Regions from separate parts of the Homo sapiens genome. Here region 1 is linked to region 2. A link is an interaction called in ENCODE POLR2A ChIA-PET data of the cell type or tissue named here. Cell type or tissue: A673. All regions are shown on one strand. Links, peaks and the distances in the headings refer to the core of each region. The heading gives the core; the rest is flanking DNA.

What was found. Peaks named below come from ENCODE experiments on the same cell type or tissue, not always from the same donor. Only the 100,000 strongest peaks of a DNase experiment are listed, where the experiment ranks them.
Region 1: POLR2A ChIA-PET joins it to region 2 with 10 read pairs; 1 of 35 experiments calls an interaction of 5 or more read pairs at or near these places.

What each region holds. Positions count from the first base shown.
Region 1 is chr1:232,437,214-232,440,126 of GRCh38, forward strand. It overlaps SIPA1L2 (signal induced proliferation associated 1 like 2), which reads right to left. Exons shown (of 23, transcript NM_020808.5): 15 at 1,895-2,283. Among named protein-coding and RNA genes, the nearest start is that of SIPA1L2, 190 kb to the right of the region's middle. In A673, for the core only: no CTCF peak of the experiment used is centred there; a DNase peak (open chromatin) is centred at 1,448.
Region 2 is chr1:234,301,729-234,304,626 of GRCh38, forward strand. The region is part of intron 3 of SLC35F3 (solute carrier family 35 member F3); the gene reads left to right. Among named protein-coding and RNA genes, the nearest start is that of MIR4671, 3.3 kb to the right of the region's middle. In A673, for the core only: no CTCF peak of the experiment used is centred there; DNase peaks (open chromatin) are centred at 1,723 and 2,283; H3K27ac peaks cover 2,500 bases.

The DNA of each region.
Region 1 (2,913 bases), core at 159-2,658, 1.9 Mb before region 2:
TGATGCCAATGACATCTGTCCAAAAAGGTGTCATGAAATCAGCTCTTTTACAAATCATCTCAACTTTGAACTAGATGTTAGCAGGTTGTGCAATCCCGAGATGGTCTCCACAGTATGACCACTATTCCTGAAATTAAGCCAGGAATAATTCAGATGACCAAATTCACTGATAATCCTTAATTATTATATTAGTTATTAGTACTAAACCTATTTTAAGTCAAATTATTAAATAGAACTGGTAAAAAAAGTAGTAGGAATGTCTATTTTGAAAATAATCTTCATATCCTAAGCTCCCTCTGCATGGTGGACACACATGATTTCTACTCTCTGGCATCCACTCCCCCTTCTCCAGGTCAAATAATGTCCTGCTTCTCTTCTGGGGCAGTGGCTGTATTTGCCATTCCTCAGCTGCACAGCTTGGTGACAGGGACTGACCCCCAGCCCAGGCTGAGGGCCCCAAGTGCCGTAGACGATGCTACCCCCTAACCACGTGATTAGAGCTAGGAACATGTGAGGAGATACGGGGGTGGTGTGGGGGCAGGGGTTGGCTTTGGAGAGGGCAGAAACCTGTTTCTTCTGCAGAAACTAGAAAAAAACCACTTTCTACCCGGGGACAGACGAGCGTGACTGTGGGAGGTCTGCAGGTGGCACAGCTGTTTTCAGCCAAGAGAAGAATGCTGAGATTTTGGGAAATGGTCATGTGGAGTGGGAAGATGGAGGCAACCTGGTCCTGGGCAGTATCATTTTGAGACGCTGGGTCAAGCAGAACCTTGAAGTGCTAGACTTGTTGTTTACATAAGCCCCAATATGACCCTGGTGGCATGAACCAATCAGCATGGAGTTTCTTTAACTTGTAATGTAAAGGTCCCTGAATGACACTCAGTATCCCCTGGCAGTGGTGGGGTGAGGGGGGACTTTGAAGGGGAGCCTGAGGAACATAAAAAGCCTTTCACCGTGACTGCTACAGGTCTGCCTTGAGCACCATCATTTGGAGAAATGCTCCCTCATAGCACTAGGTACCTGCAAGAAATATTCCCATTCTTAGTTCATCTGACTCTGCCCTCCAGCATTGTGGGCAGGAGTCAGAGAGTAACTTGGAGCTGAATCAGGGAAGGCCTTGGAAACAAGCAGAAAAATGACAGTGGTAGTTGCTATAAATAGTTAAATTCTGTCCACAGCCAAACTGAATAAATGCATTTCTTTGTCCTTTGCCTAGTCTTTGAAAGTGAAGGCAGAAATCGCAAATTAGGTATTTTAAAACCACTGCAGAGAAGTATGTCAAACAGGAGTTTAAAACCACTCATAAGGAGATATTAAACATCTACACTTACAGTACTTAGAATCCAGTTCCTTTACACTTAGCTAGTCTTTACTGAATGAACCCCAGCTGCAGAGCTGAACACACTTTCATTGTTATACACATGATCTCAGGCCTCCCCTGCTGTCAGGGCCGTAGGAACAGGGAGGAAGTGTGTGCATGCCCTCACGGCAGGGAGCTACATGTGCTCTACGCACATGCTGCCTTCATGGCTTCCTACTACTATGGTCTGAAGATTAGTGAGTGCCACCTCTTCTCCAAAACACGTAGGGACAACAGGTTGAATTAGGAGAGAGACATAAGTGGCCTGACTAGAGCGATTAATATCTCTATTGACTTTTCACTCAAACTTAATAGGAAAAAAAAAAAAACACCAACAAGGGACTTGTTAACATGCAAGCTTTGACATTTTCATATTGTAGAAACAAGCCCTTCCTCTGATGTCAGACAGCTAGGAAAAATTACACCAACCTACCTGATGCCCCTACTGCTTACAGTTCAGGCTTCTGCCCTATCCCAGCAGGCAGGGCCCAGGTGGCACCAGCAGGTACTACTCTGCAGTGCTGTGGGGCTTACCTGGAATGAGAGGATATCTCACTGAGATCGCCCATGCTGCCTTCCGCAGCACTGCCGGCGGAGATGGTGGACGCGTAGCCATGCACAGAATATAACTTGGCTGGCTCGTCGTCAGGCCCAGAGACGTCGGCAGCATCAGCCCACTGCTCGGCCCGGCTGTGGATCAGGGACCTGCTGCCTGCCAGGTGCACAGGGCCGAGGATGGTGGCAGGCATGCAGGGGGCCGTGTCGATGCCACTGTCGGTGGAGGCCCCTTTGATGTAGGTCAGCCCCAGTAATTCGGGGTCCATCAGGTCGCCAGACCCAAAGTGCTTGTCGTCACTGTTGCTGGAGGTGTTGCTGGAGAGCGTGTTGCTGCTGGAGTGACTGGAGCAACTTTTATCCCCAATCTTCAGAAGAAAGAGGAACAGAGAGTTCTCAAGTGAATCTTGAACTCAGGTGCTTCTCACCCTGACTCAGGGAGCTACAAGCCATGGGATCGCACCCAAGCCCTTTCTACTCACTCTTCAATGTGGGCAATGACAGGACTTCCTTTTTCAAAAACAACCTGGTTTTGTGCAGAAGTCTCTAATTCATACTTCTTCCCATAATTTATCTAAGTTAAATGGGTATCTTTAAGTCTTTAATTATTTGTGCATTAAGCACAAAACTATGGCCACAGTGTCACTAGCAAAGAAAATAATAAGCAAAGGTGATATAAACTGGGAAGGAACATGGGAAATTAATATAAGGAAGAGAAGGGCCACTTATTAAGAAAATGCTTCATGACAAATTATAGTGCCAGCCTTGAGTTCAGGGCAGAAGACTTAGGTTCCAGTCACAAAGGTAGGACTTTCTGGTTAATCACTTAACCCTCTCTGTGCTTGTAATACCGAGCTTACATGATTCCTGTGTGAAGCAAATGAGATAATATATGCAGAACCACTTGGCTGCTGCAAAGTACACGGTAAACACGAAGTATCTCTCTGAGACAGCCCCAGTCAAAGTGCGTCCCAAGCCTTTAAGAAATGGGAGTCTAT
Region 2 (2,898 bases), core at 399-2,898:
CACTTGCACACATATGTTTATTGCAGCACTATTTACAATAGCAAAGACATGGAACCAACCCAAATGCCCATCAATGATAGACTGGATAAAGAAAGTGCAGTACATATACACCATGGAATACTATGCAGCCATGAAAAGAAATAAGAACATGTCCTTTGCAGGAACGTGGATGAAGCTGGAAGCCATCAGCCTCAGCAAACTAACACAGGAACAGAAAACCAAACACCCCACATTCTCACTCATAAGTGGGATTTGAACATTGAGAACATGTGGACACAGAGAGGGGAACAACACACACCAGGGCCTGTTGAAGGATGAGGGATGAGGGAAGGGAACTGAGAGGACGGGTCAATAGGTGCAGCAAACCACCATGGCATGCATGTACCTATGTAACACACCTGCACATTCTGCACATGTATCCTGGGTTGTTGTTGTTGTTGTTTTTTTTAAGAAGAAATTAAAAGAAAAAAGAAGAATACCAAAGAAGGCCTACAGAGGAAGTCTAGAGGATGTGGAGAGGTCAAAGGAAACTTTGGGGACTGTGCTAAGTTGGAAGCTAAGAGGGTGTTTCAGGGAGAAACAGTCAACAATGTAGGAGGTTTCTCAGAGTAAGATGAACACCCAAAAGTGCCTTCTGGAATTGGCAATGTGAAGGTCATTCACAGTTGGTCCAGGGGTTTGAATGAGTGTGGGGAGCAGGCATCGACTAGAGTAGCTGGACAGTGAGGAAGGCAAGGTCATGGAGAACTTGAGCGTAGATGGCTATTCTGAAAAGTGTGGCTATGAAAAAGGGGAACAGAGGAAAGGGGCGGGTGAGAGGCTTGTTTTTGTACAGGGGTATGTTAAAGTTGGAAAAGCTTAGACATGTTTAAATGGTGATGAAATGGGTACGGGAAAAAGAGGAACATAAGAGTGTTCACTGAGGAATAAGCCCAGGCTGCAGGTTTGGCTCCGCTACTAACATCTGTTTGAACTTGAGTGGGTCTTTTCGTCTGTCTGGGCTGTGGCATCCTTCACTGTTAATTGCAGGGCTTCTCTCTCTCTCTGTGGTTTTCAAACTGTACCCCTCAAAGCTGTCTGAGTGCCCACATTTCAGCTTCAACCACAGAAACTTTACCTCTCTCTTATGTGTTTTTAATTAACTTAATTTTAGCAATTCAATGCATGCACATACTCTGGAAAAGCAAAATAGTAGTAAAAGAATTATGGTAAAAAGGAGCAACTTCTTCCAGCTCCACATCTGCCTACTCTCAGCCACCCTCAATTCTTGCGGATACTTTTCTCTAGTATTTATACCAATTTAGCTAAATTAAATTCTTATCTCAGTATTTCTTAAATATAGACATCCTCTGATTTCTATCTCACCCTACCCTTTCTTCCCCACCCCCAACACAATAATATCCCAATTTTTAGTTAATAGTGTTTGCATTATCATAAGCACACATATATTGTTCACTGACTCTGCCTCCTTTTGTGAAAAACCTGTCATTTCTCCTGCCAACAATATTTCCCTCTTTTGTCTCATTCATCTTGATTTCCATGTAATGATTGCTATTTTTTCCCCTAAACGTTCTGCCACCTCAAAAGCCTATCACTATTTTCCCTGTTCTTGCTTAATCACAAGACTTCCTCAGAGAATCTCCTCCAGGAGCCTTCTGCGGTTCCCGGTCTGCAGCAGAGCACCCTGTTGATGCTGGGACCCACTTTCTCTCTTGCCCGTGTGGAGCTGGCCTGCTTCCAGCTGCCACGTCTTTTTCCTCCTTGGTCTACACCCTTGCTTTGGTGCAGCCTGTCCTCCAGTGGCTTGGGAGACACCGCTGTTGAGGACTGCATAGCTGAAAATGCCTTCAATCTACCTCCACCTTTGATTGATAATTGATTGGTGATAGAATTCTGGCTGGAAAAAAAATTTTCCTTCAAAAATGTTAATGCGTTGTGCCATGATTGTCTAGCTTCCATTTTGGTTGTGGTGGTGTCTGATGAAATTACAATTTCCTATTTCTTGACCTTGTTTGTTTCATTTCTCTTGGGAGATTTTAGGTTTTCTCTTTATACCTTTATTTTACAAATAGGTGCCTTGTTGTGGTTCTTTCTTTATTCATTTTTTTGGTACTTGGTGGCCCCTTACATTATGAAGATTCATGTCTTTCAGTTCTGAGAAACTGTCTTGAATGATTTATTTTGTAATTTCCTCCACTTCATTTTTTCTGTTTGCTCCTTCTGGGGTTTTTAGTTTGATATTAGACTTTCTGGTTTAATCTCCTAATTTTATCCTTCCTTCCTTCCTTCCTTCCTTCCTTCCTTCCTTCCTTCCTTCTTTCTTTCCTTCCTTTCCTTCCTTCCTTTCTTCCTTCCTTCCTTCCTTCCTTCTTCCTCTCTCCCTCTCTCTCTCATTTTATGGGAGATTATTTTGACTTTATATTCCAACTTTTCTATTAATTATTTTTTTTTGAGACAGAGTCTTGCTCTATTACACAGGCTGGAGTGCAGTGGCATGATCTTGGCTCACTGCAACCTCCACCTCCAAGGTTTAAGCGATTCTCATGCCTCAGCCTCCCAAGTAGCTGGGACTACAGGTGTGTACCACCACACCAGATAATTTTTATATTTTTTTAGTAGAGGCAGGGTTTCACCATATTGGCCAGGCTGGTCTTGAACTCCTGACCTCAAGTGATCTGCCCGCCTTGGCATCCCAAAATGTCTATTAATTTCTAAAATGTAGTTATATATTTAATTTCCAAGATTATATCCTTTTTAATAACCATTTGTTCTTGTTTCATAGATACAATATCTTCTCTTATCTCTGCAAGGATATTATCTCTCTGCCACCCCACGCACATACCTATATAAATCCTTCCTGTCCTTTAGTCCTTCGGTTCAGCTCAAAATCCACATTTT